Linked DNA regions of Homo sapiens: all the other regions are linked to region 1. Evidence: chromatin loops called from intact Hi-C (ENCODE). Cell type or tissue: mammary epithelial cell. All regions are shown on one strand. Links, peaks and the distances in the headings refer to the core of each region. The heading gives the core; the rest is flanking DNA.

Region 1 (8,462 bases), core at 2,336-7,335:
AAAATTTTGTATAGAAAATGTAGGCTAAGTAGAAGTACAAAATGAGATGACAAAAATAAATTCAGCTCTATCAGTAATCACCATACATGTAAATGGACCAAACTTGTTTAAGACATTGTCAATTGTCAAAGTTCAGCTTTATCTGTTTACAAGAGACATACCTAAAACATAAGGATGGTGAAAGAATTAAAGTAATTAAAAAACCATAATAGGCAAATAACTAGCCAAAATAGATTTTAAGAAAAACATACTTGTATGTATGTATGTAATACATATTACAGGGCCACTATATAATGATAAAAAATTAAGAATAAATAATTCTAAACTTATGTATACCTAATAACATAGGCTCAAATTATATAAATCACATATTTTCAGAATTATAAGAACATGATAAAGCTACAATGGAGAGTTTAATAGTATCTTATAGCTAAAATACAAAAGATATAGAAGATTTGAACAACAGAATTAATAAACTTAATCTAGTATATACAAAAATTGACCTCATGTGGCTCGCAACTCTCAAATAGCAACTCAAATAACTTCACTGTCAGGCAGACTGTATTTTCTGATCGGAATACAATTGACTTAGAAATCTGTAACAATGTGACTGACAGCTTTCATACATTTTGGAATTTAAAAAGCACACTTCTAAAGTAACTTGTGAATGGCAGAAGAAATCATAAGAAAGGTAGAAAATACTAGAACTGATTTATAATGTAAATATAATGTGTCAAAAATGATTTAAAGATGGGCTGGCTAGAAGACAGAGAGACGCCATCTTCTATGTGAGGGTTTTCAAGACCCACAGTGATTAAAGATGGACTTTTCTGGGCAGGACACCCTGCTGCCTGGAATGGATGTGTGGTGAGGAGGACCACAACTACTGTTTCCAGGCTGGGTTTGTAAACATGCAACAGTAATCAAGAGGTATGCTCTGCCTTGTGTGCTTACTCGATAAGTCCTGCAGCAGGCAGCCTGCTGGGGGGCAGGAGAACCAAGGGGGGCAGGATTCAGTCGGGATAACAATATGGGACTTCATACTATCTTGAAAGCTTACCCCTCCAATTCTTCCTGCTGGCTGGTAGTATTTCTGCTAAGAGAAAGGGAGGCCAGACTAGCAGTTAATCTGGAGGAGAATTTATAAATTGAATTATACATCTGAGACCCTGGGGCTGGATATAGAAGCAGAAAGTGATATTAGGTATGGCTTCACTTTTATCCTAGAAGAAATCCTTAACTGAGTTTAGTATTTGGAGAAAGGACCGGGCAAGGTGGCTCACACCTGTAATCCCAGCACTTTGGAAGGCTGAGGTGGGCGGATCACCTGAGGTCAGGAGTTTGAGACCAGCCTGGCCAACATGGCGAAACCTTGTCTCTATTAAAAATACAAAAATTAGCCAGGAGTGGTGGCACACGCCTGTAATCCTAGCTACTTGGGAGGCTGAGGCAGGAGAATTGCTTGAACTCAGGAGGCTAATGTTGCAGTGAGCCAAGATTGTACCACTGCACTCCAGCCTGGGCAACAGAGCCAGACTCCATCTGAAAACAAAAACAAAAACAATTTGGAGGAAGAAGCAGATTATAATATCCATGTATACAGACCCATTCTCTTCCACCTCAGAGGCAGCTTAGAGTCTGAACTAGAAAGTGCACTCCTCTAATATGCTTTCTGTGTGACAGAATGGGCTACCAGTGGGACTATGGCAGCAGTTTAGCCTCTCACTCCTGGCATTTCAAGGCTGCAGTGAGGGTGAGATAGAACCCAGCATTGGGGTGTTAGGAGATGGTCTTCACATTTGCTTCCTTTATGGAAAACATAAATCTTGTCCTCAGGCATGCTTTCCTGCTCATAGTCCAGAGCTGCCTGATGCCTCTGGAGGCCATCACTTGTGTTTACAGCAGTGTGCCTCCCTCAGTGTTCCTCTAGATTCTCTCATTTTCCTTGTGAGCCATGATGTGTAGCCAGGACTCTTGTGGGGAGGAGGATTAGGTGTGAATGTTGGCATGTCTCTGCCTGGGAAACTCCCCATTGCCTAGTTCTAAGATACATTAGAAGGGCAGATGGACCCAGCCAAGTTCACATGACAGCACCCCCAGAAGCAAAAGAGATAGTGATGGCTCTCAAATCTGTTATACCAGTGATTCCTTTCTTTCTTTCTTTCTTTTTTTTTTGAGACGGAGTTTCACTCTTGTCGCACAGGCTGGAGTGCAGTGGCGCGATCTCGGCTCACTGCGACCTCCGCCCCCTGGGTTTAAGCTATTCTCCTGTCTTGGCCTCCCAAGTAGCTGGGATTACAGGTGCCTGCCAGTAAAATGCCTGGCTAGTTTTTGTATTTTTAGTAGAGATGGGGTTTCACCATGTTGGCCAGGCTGGTCTCGAACTCCTGACCTCAGGTGATCTGCCTGCCTCGGCCTCCAAAAGTGCTGAGATTACAGGCATGAGCCACCATGCCCGGCCTGTTAGACCACTGATTTCTGAAGTTTAATGTAATCCATGTCTCCTGGGCTCCTGGGCCCTTTTCCCAGAGCTTGTAATTCAGTAAGTTGAAGTGCAGCTCAAGAATTTGCATTTCTGATGAGCTCCCAGCAGATGCAATGCTGCTGGTCTAAGGACTCTACTTTGATATTACTGTAGAAAGAGATGAAAGAGAAGCAGGAGGAGGAGAGGGGAGACACTGAAGTAGGAGATCCACTTTTTGGGGGGTGGGAGGCAGGTGATTCTATAAAAATTCCCAGCTTTCACCCTTCCCTGCCACCTAAAGATTCTTTTTGGTTTGTGGGCTCTGTTTCCTGCTCTCCCCTATACAACGAGGGGAACTGTTCCTTAGAATTTGGAGGGACAGAAAATGGAGACTGGGGGATGGAGAGAGAGCTGGGAAGGTGAGAGGAAAGGGAGAGGGAGGAAGGATAGGGGGCTCAGGGCCTAGTGATGCAGGAAGGTTTTCTGGGCAGCTTTGGGGAAATGTGCGAGAGTGGCTCTGGTGCATGGAGGGAGTAGATGGGAGAACAAAGAATTTCTTTGAGGGCCACAGCCCTCAGGATGCTGGGGGGATGACCTGAGGCAGCCCAAAGGTATTTGAGAAATTCAAGAAAGAATGCAAGTTATTTTGAAATTACTTTTTGATTGCTGAATGGCATGTCATACAGTATGACACTACTCTGACTCTGGTATTTGGTTCCACTAGGATCACAACAGCATGGCAGTTCTGATGCATCGTGTGTAGGAGGTAAGGGGAACCAAATGGGAGTCTCTCAGTCCTTATCCTTGTTAAGGCCCTCCCTATCTCTCATTGGGTCAACTGTTGGAATGGTTTCCTCCATACCCTGCCTTGAGGCCCTCCTCCCTCCAGTTTCTCCACACAATGGCTTCAGTGGCTTCTACTACAGAGTTCCTAGCCCCCTGGGAACCCAGTCTCTCCCACATTAGAACAGGCTTTCATTTCCCCTCCAAGTCTTTTTCAGTGGAGGGATTGTTGCAGGTTTTACTGTTTATTGATTTTAGCCAAAATACCCTTCAAGGCATCAAAGGCTTCACATTCCTTGCTTTCAATCAATGTTTCCCATGTTACATCCAGCCACATATTGGAGACACTCCACACCTGTTTCTACAACACTTACGTAAAGTTTTCCCACCTCACACCTTTGTGCATACTATTTCTGATGTCTGGAATGCTCTCCTTATCATCTCTGCTAATAAGATCAACCCATTCGTCAAGGTCTAGTTCAAATGCCTCCTGTTTTTTGAAACTTTTCTGATCATCCCTATTTCCCCCTTCCACCATGGAACTTTATTTGTACTTGCTTATACTATGAATTCTGCTTATATTGTAGTTATCTGTCCCCCTAGACCTGGGCTTTCCAATATGGTAGCCACTAATCGCATGTGGCTATTTAAAGTAACCAAAATGAAATAAAATTAAAAATCCAGTTCCTTGGTTTCACTATTCACATTCCAAGTGCTCAATAGGCCAAGGAGCTGGTGGTTACTGTATTGCACAACACCGATATAGAACATTTCCATCATCATAGAAAGTTCTATTGGACAATACTGGGCCCATGTATTATTCACCCACTCTTATGTCTATTGAATAAAAATGAGTCACAGTGAATTAATTAGGATTTTACTGATTGCTTTGTCATGCTTTCTGAGCCAGCACGGGGTTTATATTTTCAGTTGTTAAAAAGGCATATGGTACTACCTGTTCCTTGCTCTCTTTCTTGATAAGCTGTGCTCTCTTGAGGTGAAGCCCCACCTTTTCTTTCTGTGGATTTTCTTCATTTCAGAGTCTTTCTGAAAGTTGTTTGGTCTGTCATCTTCCTCCTTACGTGTGTCCCAGGTCACTTCCTAAGGCCTAACCCCTGAACAGCATTTCTTATTAATGAAGCATGCCTTGGAAGGAAAGAGCAGAGGCCTGGGTCCCTCAGGGTTACATTGCTACTCAGACAGACCCTCATGCCTGCAGGGGGCAAAAGACACAGACACAAGGACACTCATGACAATTAGCAATGGCATTTTGAGGTATACTTTCTCATTAACCTCTTGCAAAATCAATTGTCTAAGAGGTTTCTGGGAAGGAAAGCCCAAGGCCAGAGTGGCCACGAGAGGGCACCAGTGTACCTTAAACAGCCTTTACCTCCAAAATCCTCAGGAAGGTTTCCCTGTGTTGCAAGGGAGGGACATGATGAATACACATCGGAAAAGAATAGAAAAAAAAATCATCATATTGTTATATCTAACTGTAAGTCCTGATTACCATATATTTATGCATCCAAGGCCTCCTTAAATATAGAAATCACAAGAACATTAAGACAATAATAGGCAGACGAGGGATTAGATTGAAAATACTTCAAATAAGGTTGTGAATAGGTCAGCAGACTTTAAAACAGAATAAACCTCACTTTGAAGCAAGGTAGCTATGGAAACATTACCAAAATTATTCTGTTACTTCATGGCTACAGTGGTTTCTGCAGCCTGGAAATGCTGTCAAGGGAGGCCAGAATATTATTTTCTTATAAATAATACAACACAGGATCCTATATGGAAAGTTGCAAGAAATTAGATTTCAGAGGTAGAGATGTTTCAACAAAAATACCCAACAGCTTTAATTTGGTTTCTGATAACTTGGCTCTGAGCTTGCAGTTGTTAAGTTTTTCTCTATTTCTGTTTTCTGTTGCAGAAAGGGAGCCAGTGAGGGATTTATTTTCATGTCTCTGGATGTATTATATCCACACATATGCATACACCTTGAGCATGGCTGATAGAAGTCACTTGTTTGCCCCAGGAATGATCCTTGTGAGGGCAGGTAACCTATAATCAAGACTTAAATAAGAGGCTTGCTTTCTTGTGGGGAATAGGCCTGGAGCTTTGCTGCCTAAGGTGACAGGGTTCTGTTGCTGACCCTCGGAAACCATAGACCAACTGCCTATGCCTGCAAGCTTCCCAGAACCCCCCTAATAAGCATATAAGGATTGTGTACACGACTGCTCCCTGATCATACTGACCATGTAGGTGGAGATGTGGGTAAATGAATTAATTAGGTTTATTTAAGAGGGGTAGGTGTTTGGTAAGCAAAGTAAACATGGTATAAACCTGGGAGTTATGATAAATGTCATGCTGGTGGGTGTTAGAGGTTGAGGGTGGTTTTGATGCTATTATAAAGTCATTCAGACAGGGACCCAAAATGCCTCCATCCTGGCCTGACAGTACCTCTTTTCCCCATGGAGTTTTCAAGGGAGCTGTATACCCAAGGGACAATAACAAATTGGGAATCATATACACAACATGTCAATGCAGTGTCCTCTGGTCAGAGACTGAGTTGTCCATGTGCCTAAGATCTCATGAATAGGAAATGGGATTTCCTAGCTTCCCCAAACCTAAATATTGGAATATCATCTCTACCAGGGTGGCCATATGGAGAAAGACAATCAGAGGGGTGGGAGTGGGTAGCCATATGCACAGAATACATGGAGTAAGAAGAATGGAAAAGAGCAAAGTAGCCCTGCCTTTTATTGAAAAAGAAAGAACAGGGCTCATCCAATGTCCTGAGGGTGGAGATGGGTAGGAATTTAGTACAGTCAGACCTATTCTAAGGAAAGAGACCTTATGCTCCTCCTTGCCCAGAGAAGTGGATCTAATACCTTAGTGAGCATCAGAATCTCCTGGAGGGCTTAATGAGACACATGCTGCTGGGTCCCACCCCAGAGTTTCTGATACAGTAGGTCTGGAGAGGGGCCAGAGAGTTTGCTAACAAGTTCCTGAGGATGCTGATGCCCTTGATTCGGGGACCATACTTTGGGACCACCACAGCTCTAGAACATTGTAAGTGGTTTAAGTAAAGTATCAACAATGTAGGCGTGATACGGATTTAGAGTCTGTCCCTGAAACAAACCCAACAAAGGGCTCATTACTCTTTTTTAAAAAATTGGGAGGTAATTCACACACCATTTGTATATCTTCTTTGGAGAAGTGTTTATTCAAATCCTTTGCCTATTTAAAAATTGGGTTATTATCCTTTTTATTGTTGAGTTTTAAGTGCTCTTTATTCTAGGTATAAGTCCCTTATCAAAGAAAAGATTTGCAAATATTTCTGCCATTATGTGTGGGTTATCTTCTCGCTTTCTTGATGGTGTTTCTTGAAGAGCTAAGGTTAAAATTTTGGTGAAGTCTAGTTTATTTCTTCTTTTATCACTTATGCCTTTGGTATTGCATCTAAGAAAGCATTGCCCAACCCAATGTCACCTATGTCACAAAGATTTCCCTTTCTTTCCTTCTTTTTCTTTCTTTCTTCCTTTTTCTTTCTCTCTTTCTTCCTTCCTTCCTCTTTCTTTCCTTCCTTCCTTCCTTCTTTCCTTTCTTTCCTTCTTTCTCTTTCTTTCTCTCTTCCCCTTCCTTCCTTACTTTCTCCCTCCCTCCCTTCCTCCCTCCCTCCCTTCCCTCTTGCCTCCCTCCCTTCTTTTCTTTTCTTTCTTTCTTTCTTTCTTTCTTTCTTTCTTTCTTTCTTTCTTTCCTTCTTTCTCTCTCTCTGTCTCTCTTTCTTTCTTTCTTTCTCTCCTTCCTTCCTTTTATTTCCCTTTCTTTCCCATTCTCTCTTTTCTTTTCTTTCTTGTCTTACTCTGGTCTCCCACAGGCCGTAGTGCAGTGGTACAATCATGGCTCACTGCAGCTTTGACCTCCTTGGCTCAAGTGATCCTCCCACCTCAGCCTCCCAGATAGCTGAGACTACAGGCACGTGCCACCACGCCCAGCTTTTTTTTTGTATTTTCAGTAGAAACAGTGTTTCATCATGTCATGTTTACCAGGCTGGTCTTGAACTCTTGGACTCAAGCAATCTGCCCGCCTCAGCCTCCCAAAGTGCTGGCATTACAGGCATAAGCCACCATGCTTGGACAACAGAGATTTATTTATTTTAAGAATTTTGTAGTTTTAGCTTTTACATTGATTTCTAGAAGCAATTTGGAGTTAATTTTTGTGTATAGTGTAAGGAAGAGGTCTAGCTTTATTCTTTCGCATATGGATATCCAGTTGTCACTCATTACCCCTTAAAAAGGGAAGAAAAAACTAGAGCAACAAAACAGTTTCCTTTTTTGGTGAGAACTTTTTGAATATTAGTGTGGTTTGAACAGTATTTATTTTTGTGGCTTTGTTTATACCCAATAAAATACACTCATTCATCCAGGAAATATAGCGCATCTAACTTGTGCCACATATGTCTAAGTTGATGGCGATAACAGCAATTAAGTCCTTGCCTACATGTAGGTTACAAGCTAGTGAGAAAAATGGGCATAAGAAAATAAATGAACAAAAGTGTAATGTACAATAGTAGTGATAAGTATTATGAAGAAAAAGCAGAGTAAAAGGGTAAAGGTGATGTGGGGGCTAGGAACAGGATACTATTTTACATTGGATAAGAAAGTTAGGAAGTGTCTCTCTAAAGTGGCTGCATTTGTTTGGTACCTGAATTAAATAAAAGGGCAAGCCATGTTAGTATCTGGAGGAAGAGTTTTCCAGACAGAGAGAACAGATGCAAATATCATGATGTAGAAGTGTGGTTGGATTCTTCTGGGAAGAGTAGGCAAGGCAGTGAAGCTAGAATGTGGTGCATGAGGGGAAGATGGGTGGAAAATGACTTTGAGGAGGTAGTCAGGAACCATACTTATGGGAAAACTAGACTAGTTCCCTGACCTTTTGCCTGGCAACACATTTTGGCTTACAATATTTGCATTGGTCTTGAACAAAAGTTAATATTGTTTCTTCCTCTTTGACTTTAGTACCAGTCTCAAATCTTTTAGTAGACAGGTTAAGAGAAAAGAATACAAATAAGCATATGAACAAAATTGCAAGGCATAAATTGCTTTGAAAAAACCCCACCCAAATAATTAAAAAAAAAAAGTAATTCAAAGAAAGGACTAAAGTCAGAGTCCTTCTTTTTTTTTGCCTATGTGATTTTCATTAACCAAAT
Region 2 (8,462 bases), core at 2,011-7,010, 160 kb after region 1:
TTTAAAAAAAGATTTAGGAGGGAGGCAGTACTGGGGTATGGGTGTAAGAGACAAGGCAGTTAGGGCTGACCCCTGCTCTGGAGAGACCTGGAAGGAATCTTAGCCATGACCCAATCCAGCCCTCTAATTCCTCTGATGGGCAATGTGAGGCCCAGAGAGAGGAAGTCACACCTTCAATATCACACAATTGTTGGTATTGGCACTGGGACAGGGGAACCAGATTCCCTGGACTCTGCAACACAGCATTTGTGAATTAATTTGGAAGGAAGAAAACAAAATAAAACCAAGGCAGCCCCAGCTCTCCCAGAAACTCCTTGTCAGTCTCATTTCCCTGGCTCCTATCTCCTTTGTCTGCCACTTGGCCCAGCATGCTTCTAGGGTAAAAAGCATTGCAGCCTGTGTACAAGAGGAGAAGGAAGTTCCTCCCCTGGACATAGACCTGTACAGGGTTCCTGAAGGAGAGGTCAAACTTATCAAAGGTGTTTTAAGTCTCCTAACTGATTCTTTCAGCCCTGGGCTCTTGGTTGCAGGAGAATTTTCATGGCTGAGATACTCTACCAGTGACAAATTTGCTGAAGCATGGAGACGAGATTGGGAAATTGCAGCATGCTCCTTGGATTTCCAAAGGGACAATACTGAGTACGGACATTCCTTCTCACACACACGTACGTTGGAGTGCACACACATGAGATGGAGATCAATCTTAACCCCCAAAGGTCCCTTTGTCTCACTGAAGTGCTTATTAAATGAATCTATGTTTCCACTGGCAGCTCTGAGTCATCTAGAAAGGGAACACAATGCGATGTCAGTCAGTATTTGTTACTGTCAGAGCCTTCCTCGCAGCCTGCCCTGCGTTTATTGTCTTTTTGGGGCCCGTTTTATCCATTTTCTGTGGGTAAAGTCATTAATCTTCCTCCTGGCTCGGGTGCTGTGCATCACTGACAGCTGGGGTCCTGGCTTCCTGGGCTGCTGGGTAAGGGCACCTCCGGGCCTCTTGGTGACAGAGTTTTGATTAGAAAGAGTGAAGAGCAAGCCAAGCCTTTAAGAGGACCCAGGAGGCGGGGTGTAAGTGTCTGTGGTCCCAGAAGGCACTGGGGATCAGTGGAAAAGGTCACCCTGTTTTTGAATCATCTGCAGTGTACCCTGACACCAAAATACACTTAGTCCTATGCAGAGTCACTTGATAAAGAGGCTAATGAAGTGGAAAGATGTCAGCAGAGCTAAGCAGGCCAGGCTCTCGGGGATGCACCATGATTCAACCTTCTGTTACCATGGAAACCAGGGAGGCTTGGCTTCCTTTTTTCTCTCCTTCTTTTTGGAAGGTCTCTCCTTGGTAACCTTGACCCTTTCACATTGGCAGCCAGAGACAAGAAATTCCATTTTCCCTTATCTGGTCATGGTTGGATGGTAAGACTCTGATGGGTGTGTGATGGGGGAGGGGTGCTGGCCAGGGGCTCTGGAGTGCCTTAATTCAAATGCATAAAGTGGAGGGTGGGAGGCGATAGAAAAAGAACACAGTTAATTAAGGTTGATATTGCAGAGAAGGTTGTTTTCTGAATAATAAATTCTGTGGGCTTCAAAAACAAGTGCAATTAAAGGAGTGCAAAAAGGAGAGACAGTTGAAGGGCAGAGGAGGACCAGTCTTTTCGGGGGTGAAAAGGGGGATACAGGGTGCATCTAAGAGGCCCTCACTATGCTGGGATCTTGATAGGCAGAACAAATACTGTGTTTGATGATCATTTGTGACATTGCTGCCTGTACAAATGCTCTTTGCCTTGAGCAGTCGAGTCATTTACATCCTTAGCTAAAGAAGGGCTTTGAAGTTGATCCAGAAGGGAGGATTGGCCTTAGGTTGCTATCAAGGAGAGGGCTTTTGCTTCAATTTACTCTCAGAAATGTTGTTCCTGGGCAGATGTTTCCTCAGTCATGTTGTACATCACTTTTCAGTTCAAGTGCCCACTACACCTTTCTGTTCTCTGTGTCTTCTGGAATAAATTATTGATTGAGAAACATGTATAAATTCCTGGCCAGTTAAAGCTTGGTGCTCCTTGGGCTGGACGTCCAATCCTGAATCAGACGGAGGAGTGGGTGGCCAATGACATGCAGTCTTAACATAGCCCCCTTACCCACCCCTCAATAGTAATATGGGTTTGAACGAGTTTTTACAGAAATAAATATAGTGTCAGCCTCACCCAAACATCTTTTCTGTTATAGAAACCTTTACTTAACTTCAACAGATGTCAAGAAAGTAATATGTATCTTTTACAATAATTATTATAAAGGTAAAAATCTTAGCCTGTCCTATGTTATAAAGGTGTTTTTCTTTTACAACTGTGAATCAGGAAACACATCTTCAGGTGTGTACAAGATCTGGGAGATCTCAGATTTGGCTAGGCTACCGGGGAGGAAGTTCTCCATGGTTGACAAAGGTGGCTAGGTTTTCAGGATTTTCCTAATCCACCCATTCTTATCACATTTTAATTGGTGACCCCACTTGGGGCTGGGGTGATGTGACTGGGAAAAGGGCTGGAGGGAACCACACTCCCTCATCCAGCTAAGAACCACACTCCCTCATCCGTATTCCCTCATCCAGCTGGCATAGGGGAACGCTGAGAGCAGAAGGGATTTTACCTCCCTTCACATAGATTGTGTATAGAGATTTCCTGTGTATGACATAGATTATGTATAGAGATTTTCCTGTGTATGATTTATCAATAAAGAATTGCTCAAATAAATTATGCTACATCTATAATGGAATACAATGCAGCTGAGTAAAAGGATGAGGAAATGCTGGAATGATACGGAAAACATTCCAGCATCTATTTTTAAGTGAAAAAAGCAAGAGCAAGCAGTGTATGTATTATATTTTGACTTCTATTAGAAAAGGGAGAGAATCAAGAACATATCTTCATATATGATTGCATTTCCATGAAAAAACCATGGCAGTACACAAAATCAATAAATAAAATAAATAAATTTTAAAAGCAGCCAGGGGAAGGATGGGGTGAGAATTAGATTGAAAGGCAGACTCCATATATACACTTTTAAATTTAATTTTTGAACCACACACGTTTATTACTTATCCAAACATTAAATGAATAGTAGAAAACACAAAGTTAAAATTACAAAATGGTAAATGAAAATATATATATAAAAAAAAAAAAAAACAGGAAAAACCAGTAAAATCTCTTCAAAAATTCTTTTCCCTATGTTCTTGCTTGGGGAACTCTTTCTTTCCTTTCTTGCTGTCTCCTGTTTTTCCTTTTCTTCCTTCCTTGTTAGAAAAGGGCTTTAAGATGAATTGAGGGGAGAATAAATACATATACTACAAAACAGATTTTAAAAAGTTTTCTTGGAGCTGATGATGTCAGCAAGATGGCAGCATCAGAGATAACCCACTTATATTGCCCCACAATAATAAAAATTCTGTACCCATTTACAGAACGCAATCTCTTAGAGGGAGCCTTGGAATTCAGATAGGAGCTTATGAAACCTCAGTGGAGTCTAAGACATAGGAAGGCCATTCTGAGAGTGCATGCCAGCACCAAGGTAGCAGACCCTACAATCATGCTCCCAGGTTCAAATCCAGAAACAGCTTAATTCCCCAAAGAGCTTGGCCATGGGCCCATTTGGCCTTGAGCCTTCAACCAAAACTCTTTTCCAAGGAGTCCGGGAGGAATCATGCACATTAATGCCTTGGCAGGAAGGCTTGTCTGTCCGCTGATATCAATCTCAGCAGTGGATCTGAAGGTCACCCTGTATCTCAGCTCCAGCCCTCTTCAGCTGGTCTCAGAAGGAAAGCTGTCTTTATCTTAAAGACGGGGCATTACCTATCTGTCTAAACTTCTATGAGGAGCCCACCAGCCACCATTCCACAGCAAATCCTGAGGGGGCACAGTATCAGCTATGTCTCCTTTTGCTGCAATTGGGGAACCCTCTTGCCCATGCAGGAAGTCACCGGGAAGTATGCAAGTCTGGGACAATGGGGCAAGCCTGTCAGCCTCTGTCCCATGGTGAATTCTGAGGGGGCTCATTCTTGGCTCCAGCCCCTCTCTCAGCAATCAAGGAACTGTCACACCTATACAATAAACTTCTGGTAAATGTGTGCCTGTTGGGCACATGGGACAGACTTGCAGAATTGGGTCCCTGGTTAGCTTTCCTACACAACCTGGGTATCCTCCTTGAGTCTTCCCCAAGTTCATCTGGGTCGAGGTGCCGCACCAACCTTGAAGCTATAGCTAGACTTATAGAGAATCTGAGCTTAGGGCGCCCTCTACTGCTGAAATAGTTCCAGTAGTCACTGACTCTGAAAAAGGTCAACCGGCTTAGATCGTTGGGCAGGCCCACTCAAGAAGGATGGGCACAAACACAAGCAGACTACAAAGACTGGAATACATACCTAAGTCTTCAAAGCGTAGGCATCAACATATGTCTGCAAGGATAAAGAACAATCTGGGAATTATGACCTCATTTAACAGACAAAACAAGGCACCAGTGACAGACCTTAAAGGGGTAAGATGTGTGCTCTGTCAGACAACGAATTCAAAATAGCTGTGATAAGGCAGCTCAGTGAACTTCAAGAAAACACAGATAAACAATTCAGAAATTTATTAGAGAAATTTTACAGAGAGATTTAAATAATACAACAAATTCTGGATGTAAAAACTACAATGAATGAAATAAAAATTCAAAGACAGTATAAATAGCAGAATTGATCAAGCTATTGAAAGAAAGGGTGACCTCAAAAAACAGGCTATTTAAAAATACATAAAAAAAAGACAAAATAATAAAAAGGGATGAAAAAAGATTATGGAATCTACGGGCTATGTTCAAAAAAGCAAACATTCATATCATTGGAATTCAAGAAGTAGCAGAGAAACACGAAGGTGTAGAAGGCTTCTTCAATGAAATGATAACAGAAAACTTTCTAAACTATTTATATCCAAAAGGTTATACATATCCAGGTAGAGGAAGACTAAAGTTCACTAATCAGATACAACCCAAATAAGACTACCCTAAGGCATAGGATAATCAAACTCTGAAAGGTCAATGTGTTAGTCTATTTTGCGTTGCTATAAAGGAACACCTGAGATTGGGTAATTTATGAAGAAAAGAGGTTTTTCAGGCTGTGTGAGAAGTGTGGTGCCATATCTGTTTCTGGTCAAGAGCTCAGGAAACTTTTAATCATGGCAGCAGGGGAAGGGGGAGCAGGCATGTCACATGACAAGAGAGGGAGGAAGATGGTGGAAGGAAGGTGCTATTCTCTTTAAAAAAATCAGCTCTCATGAGCTCTCATGTGACCTAATAGAGTGAGACTCACTCAGTATGACAGAGAGGGCAGTGAGCCATTTATGAGGGATCTGCCCCCATGACTCAAATATCTGCTACTAGTTCCCACCTCCAGCATTAGGGGTTACATTTTAACATGAGATTTGGTGGGGACATATATCAAAACTATTTCAGTCAAAGACAAAGAAGATTCTGAAAGCAGCAAGAGAAAAGAAACAAATAACATATAAAGGAATTCTAATACATATGGCAGCAAACTTCTTAGCATACACCTTGCAGACTACAAGAGAGTGGGATGATATGCTCAGAATGCTGAAGGAAAAAACCTGTCAAACAAGGATATCATACCCAGCAAAACTGTTTTTCAGAACAGAAAAACAAAAGCTTAGGAAATTTGTCACCATCAGACCTATCTTACTAAAAATGCTAAAGGGAGTTCTCCAAATGGAAACAAAAGGATGCTAACATGTAACAATAAAACATCTGAAGGTATGAAACTTACTGGCAAAAGTAAGTATACAAACAAGTTCAGAATACTTTAATACTGTAATTGTGATGTGTAAATCATTTATATCCTTAGTATGCAGACTAACAGAGAAAACAATTAAAAATAATAACTAAAATAATTTGTTAAGAGACAGGCAATATAAAAGATATAAATTGTGACATCAAAAATCCAAAATATTGGAAGACAATGGAGTTGAAGTGTGCAGTTCTTTTTGTTTCTTTTTTTTCCCTTTGTGATCAGTTAGATTATCAGTTTAAATAACTTGTTATAACTATAGGATGCTTATTGTAAGCCACATGGTAATGACAAAGTGAAAACCTATAATAGAGACACTAAAGTTACAAAGCAAGGAATCATAGCATGCTCCTGGAGAAAATCACTTAATCACAAAAGAAGAGAGTATGAGAGGAAGAAGGTTAAAAAAAAAGGGATCTACAAAACAATTAGAAAACAAGTAACAAAAAGGCAGTACTAAAGCCCTTACCTATCCATAATTACCTTGAATGTAAAAGATTTAAATTTTACAATTAGAAGACATAGATGGCTGAATGGATTAAAAAACAAAGACCCAACTATATGCTCCTCACAAGAAACCCACCTTCACCTGGAAGGACATAAATAGATCAAAAGCAAAGGGATGGGAAAATAGATTTTATGCAAAGGAAAACCAAGTAAGAGCAGGAGTAGCTATATGTAGATAAGATAAAATAGACTTTATGCCAAAAACTGTAAAAAGGGACAAAGAAGACCATTATATAAAGAGGTCAGTACAGAAAGATAATATAAAAATTATAAGTATACATGCACCTAACATTGGAATACATAAATATATAAGGAAAATATTCAATAAACTTAAAGGGAGAGATAGACTGCAATACGATAATAGCAGGGGACTTCAACACCCCACTTTTAGCAATGTGCATATCATCCACACAGAAAATCAACAAAGAATCGTCAAGGTAAGCCACACTCTAAACCAAAGACATTTTCAGAACATTCCACACAAGAGTTGCAGAATACTCATTCTTTTTAATAGTACATGGAACATTCTCTGGAATAGAACATATGTTAGGCCATAAAACAAGTCTTAAACATTAAAAAAATTGAAATCATACCAGTATTTTTTCCTACCACAATAGAACAAAACTAGAAATCAATAACAGGAGGAAAGTTGGAAACTGTAAAAATATGTGGAAATTAAACAACACACTTCTGAAAAAGTAATGGGTCAATACATGAATTTTTAAAAAAATTAAATAAATTTCTTGAGACAAATGAAAATGGAATCACATATCCCAAAAATCTGTGGAATATAGCAAAAGCACTTTTAAGAGGGAAATTTACGCAATAAATGCCTACATCAAAACAGTAGAAAGACCTCAATTCAGAAAGCTAATCTTGCACCTCAAGGAACTGAAAAACAAGAACAAACTAAACCAAAAGTTAGTGGATTAAAAAAAAAGATCAGAGCATAAATAAACAAATTACAGAAGATCAGTGAAGCAGAGTTAGTTTTTTAAAAAGGTAAACAAAATTGACAAACCTTTGGTTAGACTAAGAAAAATGGAAAAATACTCAAATAAATAAAGAGATGAAAAAGGATAAATTACAGCTGATACCACAGAAATACAAAGGATCACATGAGACTGTTGTAAATACCTACCTGCCAAAAAGTTAAAAAAAACTAGAAGAAATGAATAATTTCTGGACACATACAACCTATCAAGATTGAATCACAAAGAGATAGAAAAATCTGAACAGATGAATAACAAGAAAACAACATTAAATTGGTAATAAAGGTCTCTTATCAAAGGAAAGCTCTGAACCTGGTGACTTCACTGCTAATTTTACCAAACATTTAAAAAAGAACTAATAATGGACCTTCTCAAACTATTTTAGAAAACTGAAGGGGAGAGAATTCTTCCAAACTCATTATTGGAGGCCAGTATTACCTTGATACCAAAACCAGATGAGGACACAACAATAACCAAAGAAAATTATAGGGGAATATCCTTGATTAATATGGATGCAATAATCCTCAGCAACATACTAGCAAACTGAATCCAGCAGCATGTTAAAAAGATTATTTACTATGATCAAGTGGGACTCATCAAAAGGATGCAAGAATGGCTCAAAATATACAAATCAATAAATGTAATACATTACATTAACAGAATCAAGGAAAAAACCATATGATCATTTCAACAGACATAGAAAAAGCATTTGATAAAAATCAACATCCTTTCATGATTAAAAAATCCTCAACAGATTAGGTCTAGAATGAACATACCTCAACAAAATAGAGGCCACATATGACAAACTAATGGCTAACCCCACATTTAACATGGAAAAGTTAAAAGCTTATCCTCAGAGATCTGGAACTAGATAAGCATCCCCACTTTTACCACTTCTATTGAATATTGTACTGGAAGTCCTAGCCAGAGCAATCAGGAAAGAGGAAGGAAATAAGGGACATCCAAAATGGAAAAAAGGAAGTCAAATTGTCCCTTTAGAGTATTCTATATATAAGACATGATCTTACATATAGAATACGCTAAAGATTCTACCAATAAACTAATAGAACCAATAAATGAATTTGGTAAAGTGGCAGGATACAAAATCAACATACAAAAATCAGTAGTGTTTCTATACTCCAACAGCAAAC
Region 3 (8,462 bases), core at 2,273-7,272, 390 kb after region 1:
ATACCAATTAGATCATGTTGGTTAACAGTGTCGTTCAAGTTTTGTATATCCCTTACTAATTTTCTGTCTCCTTGTTCTATCAATTGTTGAGAGAGAGGATATTAAAATCTGCCACAATCAATTGTGGCTTTGTCTATTTCTTCTTGAAGTTCTATCAGTTTTTGCTTCTTGCTTTTTGAAGTTCTGTTTTCTGGAACATAAAAATTTAGGATTATCATGTATTTGCCTCTTTATCACTATGAGTTAAACTTCTTTATCCATTGTTGGGTGCTGGATATTTTTGTATTTCTGTAAATATTTTTGAGCCTTGTTCTGTGATACAGTTCAGTTACTTGGCAACAGTTTGATCTTTTAGGTTATTGCTTTTCATATTTGTTAGGTGAGACCAAAGCTGTGTTCAGTCTAGAGTTAATTATTCCCTACCAGTTAGGCAAGCCCTTTGTGAGTGCTCTACCTAATGCTGGTGCATAATGATGTTTTCCAGTCTTGCTAGTGAGAACAGGCAGTATTCTTGCCCCTATGTGAACACTAGATACTGTTCTCTCTAATCTTTTCTGGGGGTTCTTTTTCTATACTTGAGTAATTTTCTCAGTGCATGGTGCTGATCAATATTTTGTTGAATACACAAGGGGATCTTGGCTGACTTTAGAGTTCTCTCTCTGTTCATCTCTCTTCTCTCTGTCTTTGGAACTCTAGCTGCATTGTCTCCCAAGGCTTTTAGCTCTGTACCCTAAACTAGGGAAGTTTGCTGGTCTCCGCCTGATATCCTCCTTCTTGCTCCATGGTCTGGAAATGTTCTAAAGGTAGCAAGCTGGGGTAATTGTACAGCTCCCCTCACTTGTTCTGCATCTCTCAGGCATTGCCACACTGATATCTGTTGTTTTGCTGATAGTCAATGTCTTGAAAACTGTTCTTTCATGTGTTGTTTTGTCCTTGTTTATTTCAGACAGGAGGACAAAATTCAGTCCCTGTTATTTCGTCTTAGCCAGAACTGAAACAACTATAGTTTTTGATTCAACTTAAGTTTTCCAGCCTGCTTTCAGATAAAACCAGTTTTCTATAATTCAAATTTTAAAGTTAAAGTGATTCTCAACTGGGTTTTATTTTTTAAATAAACTTTATTGGGGAATAAGCTATATACAATAAAATTAACATATTTTAGGTGATTATTTTAATGAGTTTTGAAAGGTGAACATACCTGCTTAACCGCATTCAAGATATAGAACACTTCTATGACCCTATGAAGTTCCTTTCAATGAATTTTTAATGTGCAATTATGAGAATTCAGTTGAACTCTATGCATTGCCCTTTGAGCTCAGAAAAGGAGCCCAGTGACTGAGCTGCCTCCCATTGGTGGGTTGGCGTTACCCTGTTTTCCGCATTGCCCAGGTAGAGAAACACATGTGTAACTCCTTGCAGATTTTACAGGCTCTCTTGATGTATTTGTTACACAACGTTCTTGCCACAATAACTAATTGATACATGGTGCTTGATAGATATTGCCAGACTGCTTTCAAAAAGTTTCAAAAAATTGTTGTGTTTATATTTATACTGCACCAATAAAATATTATCTTTATTTTTAACTTCTGAAAATTTAATAGGGTAAATCATATTTTTGTTATCATTTTGTTTCTCAGACCCATGTCTGAATTTGTGAGGCACCTAGGAGCCATGCTGATATTATACATTAATGAATCTCATTTCCCTTCTGGTGGATGCACCAGAGGGAACCCTACATGGCAGCTGTTTGAACAAGAAGCCAAAAACACACTTTCACAGCAAATCATAAAGCCCCTGGGATTGTGTCATATTTAAACATATTACCTTGTTTCAAACATTCATTTATATTTTTGACTCCTTCTCCTCCATGTGCAATATTGTATTTTTAGTCCCACAGTTTTCTAGTGTTTGTCATGTGCCAGGCAGTGGGCTAGCCACATTAGGCACTGCATCCTGGAACAAGCAAAGCCACCTCTGTGCCGTTGCATCCCTCTTCTTGTTGTCCAGCTTCCTCCCACTCTATTGGCTACCAGTTCAGAATTCTCATTCTTGTGCTGTTCACTGTGTTGCTCTTTGCATCTCTCCTAGCCTATTAAGGACCTGGGGGCTTATACTCAAACAATGCCTCACCTTGCCCATTGAAATACAGCAGCAACAACGAGTCCTGCTGTGAGTGAGTAAGGCCGGGGTAAGAGGGGCAACCGACCCTTTCTTATCTCTGGATCCAGGTCCTATACCACACAATTGTTTTAACAGGCAAGGTTGGATATTTTTATATATTTTTATTTGCTAGTTAAGGCTTTCCTTATAGAAATTTTCTGTTTATGTCCCTTGCCTACTTATCTATTGAGGACTTTATTCTTTTATTTTTTAATCAATTTATATGAATTCTTTATGTAGCAAAGATATTAAACAATTTTTGCAATATTTCTGCAAAATTATTTCTCTGTCCAATATTTGCTTGTTTCCTTGGCTTTTGCTAGCCAGAAGATGTGTTTCCTGAGTGTTAGGTTTACTCCTATAAATAAGACGGACCATATTCAAATGTGTGTACCTTTCTCTTATCTTTACATAGCCTATAACATGTTTTCTCAGACAGTGTAAGTCTCACTCTGGAATGCTCAGATTAGCAGCCAAGGATGTATTCAGGGGGGAGGGAGAAATTGGATACTTCTGTGACAGGAATGGCTAGTGACATTTTCTCCCTGATGAGGTTCTATGTTCCACTCTTCCTTAATGCATTCTAAAATATTTATTGAGCATCTACTCTGTGCCAGGCATCACTGCCTTGTACATTCTAGGCCTTCGTTTAATGGCCACTGAGATTTAATTGAAGTTTGATGAGATGGATGCACTGTACACTATATCAGTAAAGTTGACTATAACCACGTTCTTAGAGTTATAGAGACTCTACAACTTTAGAGTCTGTAGAGATAATCTTGATTGAGCAAGACAGATATAGTTCCTCTCCTCCAGGGGTTCACAGAATATTGAAGAAGGCAGAGAAGTAAAAGAAAATTACAATAAAGTGTGGTAGGAGCTGTGATGGAGGACAGGGGGTGGGGACCTTGAAAATATATAGAGGGCACCTAGCTCAGATGTGAGGAACAAGGCAAAGCTTACTAGAGGTAGTGATATCCAAACAAAGACCTGGAGAATGTCTAAGAATGGCTGGGAGAACAAGATTGGAGATCAGAGTATTCTTGCAAAGGCACCAGCTCAAAAAACTCCTGAGGGTGAGAGAGAAAACTTGTGTCTTTGAGAATCCAAGGTGACAAAAAGCGAATCCTAGAGAAATGGGTTAAATATTATCATTATCAGCACTTGAATTATTTGACCCCCTTTCCTTTTGTTCCCCTACCCGTTTGTAAAATACACCACCATTATCATTTACTAATGAAAAGGGAGTTGGCCTGAAAATCAAGACACTTGGTTATTACTCCTTGTTCTGCCATAAAAGAGTTAGTTATGTGACTTTGGTGAGTTTAAGGTCCACTCTAGGCCTCTCTTCTGTTCTGTGAAAGCAGGGGACCAGGAAGAACAATGTCGCATACACATCACAGACAGTAGGCTGCATCTACTATCTTTGAGGCATAGTTGTTGAATGGCACTAGGGTCTGTCTTCTTCCCATTCATCATGTCTGTGTTGCTCAAGAAAGGCATCTAAACCTGAGGACAAATAGCCAGAGTCTAAGAAGAGGTGTTCCTATGCCCAGTGAACCAAATCCTCCAGCTAGAATCTGAACAGTCCCTACCCCCAACTCCATAAAACCTTACCCTGTGGGCTATTGATTTCCACAGACAGGAGTCAAGCCAATAAGTTAGAACTCCTGGAGGGCAGATAGGGACTGTTTGGGAGATTTTTCAGGCAGTACCTAATACATTAGGGGTCCTCAGTTAATATTCATTGAAGTTTCATTGAGGTTTGATGAGACAGATGAACCATACAATATGTCAATAAAGTTAAGTATTACCCTAACCACATTCTTAAAGTTATTAAAAATGTCAAGAGCAGGGTGATTTATTTCCTCATTCTATGGAAATATTGCAAAGAGAGTATGTATTAAAACGTGCAGAGCTTAAATAATAATGATTTATCTTTCTGACTCCATCTTGAGCTTAGTGTCAGTGACTGTTTCTGGTATCATCTGCCTCTTTCAGGTCTTTGGCCTTTTGACACCATTTTTAGCCCTAAGAGCAATGGGAGATTGCAGTACATGCTGGAGTTTAAGGAACTGGTGCAAATTCATTCCCCAGCCACCGCCTGTCTGTGGACGATCCCTAGCAGCTGCCAAAGTGTGACCTTTTACATTTGACATCATTGCCCCTGAGTAATAGGTACTTTAGCAGGGGAATGACAGAGCTCTGACCTTGAGCTGAAACCTGAAAAATGTGGTTCCTATTCTGACATAGTGTGTCTCCCAGGAGAGTTATAAGCAATAGCAACTGAGGGAACTCAGGAGGGAGAGGGAGTTAAGAGTTATTTGCTCTGGGAATTTGTGTTCATGTTGAATCCCTTGCAGCTGACTTGCAGCACAGCCTGCTGTGGAGCAGGGCTCCTGACAGGGCGAGCCTTGAGATTCTCCACCGTGGGTCTCAGCCACAGCTTCTCTAGGACACCAGGAGATACCGCCCCTCAGAGTATGTGCTTGTGTGTCTAAGATGCACATCCCTTAGGAGCTGGAATGGCACAAACAGCTTTGCACAGCTACAGCTAAGCACCATGTACCAAGAACCTCTTGTTAAAAAATAATTTTGATGCTTCGTAATAACTATGTGATTACAAACCCTGTGAAAAATGACAACGGTTAAAACAAAAACTAGCCTTGCAAGCTATGTGCAGCTTTGGCAAAGCATGTTCTCTTGAGTCCCCTCCCCAGCTGCTCAAGGGCACCCCTTCTTTCAGGATCTCCCCTCTGGACACGCTGCTGCCCAGGGCTTTGTGTACGCTGTACTCCAGCCTCCTGCCTTCCCCATAACCGGCCCAGCAATCGGTACCGTTCTCGGCCTCTCGGGGGCACCAGAGCTCTCTCATAGCAAGGTAGATGCTTCTTGAGACAAAAGACGGGGATTTTGGCTGCCAATTTGTCTTTAACATTGTGTAAGGTCTGTCTCTACACAGAGCAGGCCATATACAGACCCGAATCAGGGCGTGCATTGTTCTGGCTTTTCTGTTGCTGGGAGAGGGATAATGGTAGCACACGCCCTGAGGTGCAGGGGAGCTGGATTTTGGTGCCTTTTGCATCCGAGTCCACCTATGAGGGCGAGTGGCTGGAAGAACAGGTCCCTGGAGTCAGACCTCATAGGACAGGAGGCTTCTCTTCGCCCCTGCCTGATGCTTCATGGAGTCGCATTCAGCAGTGAAACAAAAGGTGCCAGAGAAACAAGGCAAGTGAAAGTGATAGGAGAAAACGGCAAAAGGAAAGGGGCAGGAAGAAAGAAAGAGAAAAAGGGATTGAAAGCTAGGAGCAAAATCAAGAATGAGACCAAGAAAAGCTAATGTATGGTGATTGTTCTTACCAGTGTTATGGATTTTGGAGCAAAACAAATTGTAGGAAGCAAACTTCCCCAAATGTGAGTACTTAATAAAAAAGAAAACAGAAGGATTGATAATGGAAATTAGGCTAATGAATAAACAAGCTGCTTAAAAAATAGGTTTCTCTCGCAGTCCGTTATTTTTAACTTAGTGGCAATTTGCATACTAGTTAATTTGCATATATTAAATACTGCTCCCCTTCTCCTTCCCACCTCCTCCACTTCAGAATAACATTTCATTACGGTGCTGCTGGGCCAGAGGACTCTGAGGCTCTGGAGAGTTTATTAATTTATCCAACACATGCTGTGTACATTTTTATCACTTGCCGCACAGTGGACCCGGTATCTTTGAAGTCATTAACAACACGAGGGGTGTTCTGCTCGAGGTATTCAAAAGAGAATGAGAAAAGCCAGCCTGCAATAACTGTACCAAAAAACAGGAAAAGATCGTGTATGGTTTATGTTCTTTCTAGGAATACAAAAATGAGCAAGGGATGACTCTCTCATCCGCATCAGAGAGCTTCTGTTTTGTTTATTTGTGTTTTTATTTATTTAAATTTTGAAGCAAAATGGAAATGATTCCCAGTGGGGTGCAGACATCCAAAAAAGCACTAGCCATGCATACTATTTCTCCTGCCTCTGCCCACACTGAAAGGCAGGCTAGAGAGTGTGGCTCTTGGGGGAACCTCCATTACTGCTGATGAGAATAATAAACCAACAGGTGAGGGCCACAAGCAGCCACTCTACTGTGGTCCTAGGGCTCTGCCTGCTGTCACTGCTGGGCGTCACGGGGACCATCCCTGGACTGCACCTCCTCCTTAGTGCGCTCTCCCAGGGCGCCCTCCCACCACTGTCTCTCTCCCTTGTAGCTTCGACCTACTACAATTTAGGGAACTACTAAATTGAGCTTCTACTGGCATACTTAAATGCCCTGTAGTGGGTCGTGCCACCTCCCATGGGAATAGAAGAAGGCTACCATTTCTAAGAAGGAGCTTTTAAAAAGTGACCACCTGCATTAATCCTGATGCCATTTTCTGATGCCATTTTCTAATGCCATCCTATCAGTTTAGCTATTTGTCCCTCTTTCTACTGTCCCAGGTGCTTAAGTTGAAGAGAAACCTGTGTATTTGTCTAGAGCTTGAAGTGTTTTCCCCAGATGCCAATGCAAATTAACAAATTTATTCAATCATTCATTCATCAAATATTTATTGAATGCCTACCATGTGCCAGACATTCTAGGCATGGGAAAAATGGAGCTTACATTCTCATGGGTGGAGACAGACAATAAACACATAAATGATAAAGTGATATTTTTCTAGAGTTAAAAACACTAAGAGGAAGGATAAGTAAGGTGTGGGGTAGCTAGTGACCTGAGCAAGGGAGCATTACTTTAGCTAAGCTCAGCAGGGATAGCATCTCTGAGGATGTGACATTTGAGCTATAACTAAGGAGAACTAGAAGTAGGCAGAGTTAATTCACGGTCTTGCGGCCATCTTTGTGCTTGGTTTGGTCCTAGTTGGGCTTTTAGTTCAGTGAATTTGCATTTAGCTGAAACAATCTGTCAGCCCCAATGTGTTCACCACCACTGATCCCAAGGTGAGTACTGGCTTGATGTTTCTGGCTTAGTGGAACAGCAGCTCTTTGGGCCCTTACACCATTCAGGTTACCTTTTGTGCAGAATGAGCAAGATTCAGACTTTGAATCTGAGAAGAAACTCCTCTGAAGGAGACAGTTATGTGCAATGGTTAAACCTGTCCGACAGCCTGGGTTGAATCTTACTAGGTTTGTGACTTTGGGTAAGTTACATTACCTCTCTGCAGTTTAGTTTCCCAACTTGTAAAGTGGATATAATAAACGTAGAGGACCTGGCATGTAATAAAGTCTCAATAAATGTGCCCAGGTTTTATTCTCCAGAACATGTAGACTTTCCTCCCTCCATCACCCTCAAGGATAAGGATTCTAGTCCATGAATGGAGGATGTGGAGACTTTTGATGTGTGATAGTAAGCATATACAAAGAAAAGAAAATCATCTAAGAGCAATTTCTAAGCCCCTTGTGTCTTGAATCAAGGAATCAGATAGCCTTGGGTTTGAAACCCACCTCCACCAGGTTATTAAAAATTTTGACTTCAAGCAAGTTACTTGATTATGACTCAGTTGCTCATTTGTAATATGGGGATAATCATAATGTCTACCTTATAATGCCATTACAAGGATTAATGATACAGTGTCTGTCAACCATAACACATAAATAAATGTTAGCTGCTATATTTAATATTATTTCACCTGCCTGGCCTGTGGCAATAAGTAGTTTGATCCTCTTGATTAACAAGCAATGCTTAAATTCTTCACATATTGTATTGATTTTTTTTTTTTTTTTTTTGCCAAATTACTCTCAAACTGGCTGCCACACTGCCATTTCAGTGTAGTTTTCTCCACCACCAATGCCTTTGTCCCTGCCTACGTCAATGTCTTCTTTCCCCAGGACAACTGCAATGGCCCTGGCTTGTCTCGCCACTTCTCCTCCTGCCCGCCTCCAAGTCCTTCACCACAAGGCAGGCAGAGGATCTTTGTAGAGTGTAAATCAGCCATCCAGTGGCTGTCATTCACTCCTCTAATAAAATTCAAACTCCTAACCCTGGCCTGCAGGCTTAATTGACCCTTCCCTTATATGTCCAACCTTAGCTCTTCTCACTTTCCTCCATGCCTGCTGTACTCTAGCCACACTGGCCTTTCTACCCTTAAACATGCCAAGCTTTTTCCTGCTTTAAGGTTTTCAGGCATGTTATTTCTTCTCCCAAAATGCCCTTTCTGTGCTGTGGTTGCTGGTATAATAGTGAGGGATTTCATTTGACTATGAATAACAGAACATTCTGATGACAGTACTTCCATATATACAGGGTTTTTTTCTTTTTCATTCAATTAGAA

Evidence for each region. Peaks named below come from ENCODE experiments on the same cell type or tissue, not always from the same donor. Only the 100,000 strongest peaks of a DNase experiment are listed, where the experiment ranks them.
Region 2: it touches region 1 in a loop (23-fold over the local background); 14 of 110 quality-filtered maps call a loop at or near these places.
Region 3: a loop joins it to region 1, with 10 times the contacts of the local background. A loop is called at or near these places in 16 of 110 quality-filtered maps.

Annotation. Positions count from the first base shown.
Region 1 is chr3:135,891,450-135,899,911 of GRCh38, reverse strand. No RefSeq gene overlaps it. Among named protein-coding and RNA genes, the nearest start is that of PPP2R3A, 70 kb to the left of the region's middle. In mammary epithelial cell, for the core only: a CTCF peak has its summit at 4,604 (motif pointing right); a DNase peak (open chromatin) is centred at 4,611; H3K27ac peaks cover 552 bases.
Region 2 is chr3:135,732,757-135,741,218 of GRCh38, reverse strand. No RefSeq gene overlaps it. Among named protein-coding and RNA genes, the nearest start is that of PPP2R3A, 230 kb to the left of the region's middle. In mammary epithelial cell, for the core only: a CTCF peak has its summit at 4,278 (motif pointing left); no DNase peak of the experiment used is centred there.
Region 3 is chr3:135,500,593-135,509,054 of GRCh38, reverse strand. The region is part of intron 1 of LOC105374122 (a long non-coding RNA gene); the gene reads left to right. Among named protein-coding and RNA genes, the nearest start is that of PPP2R3A, 460 kb to the left of the region's middle. RefSeq lists a silencer at 5,134-5,428. In mammary epithelial cell, for the core only: a CTCF peak has its summit at 5,014 (motif pointing right); no DNase peak of the experiment used is centred there.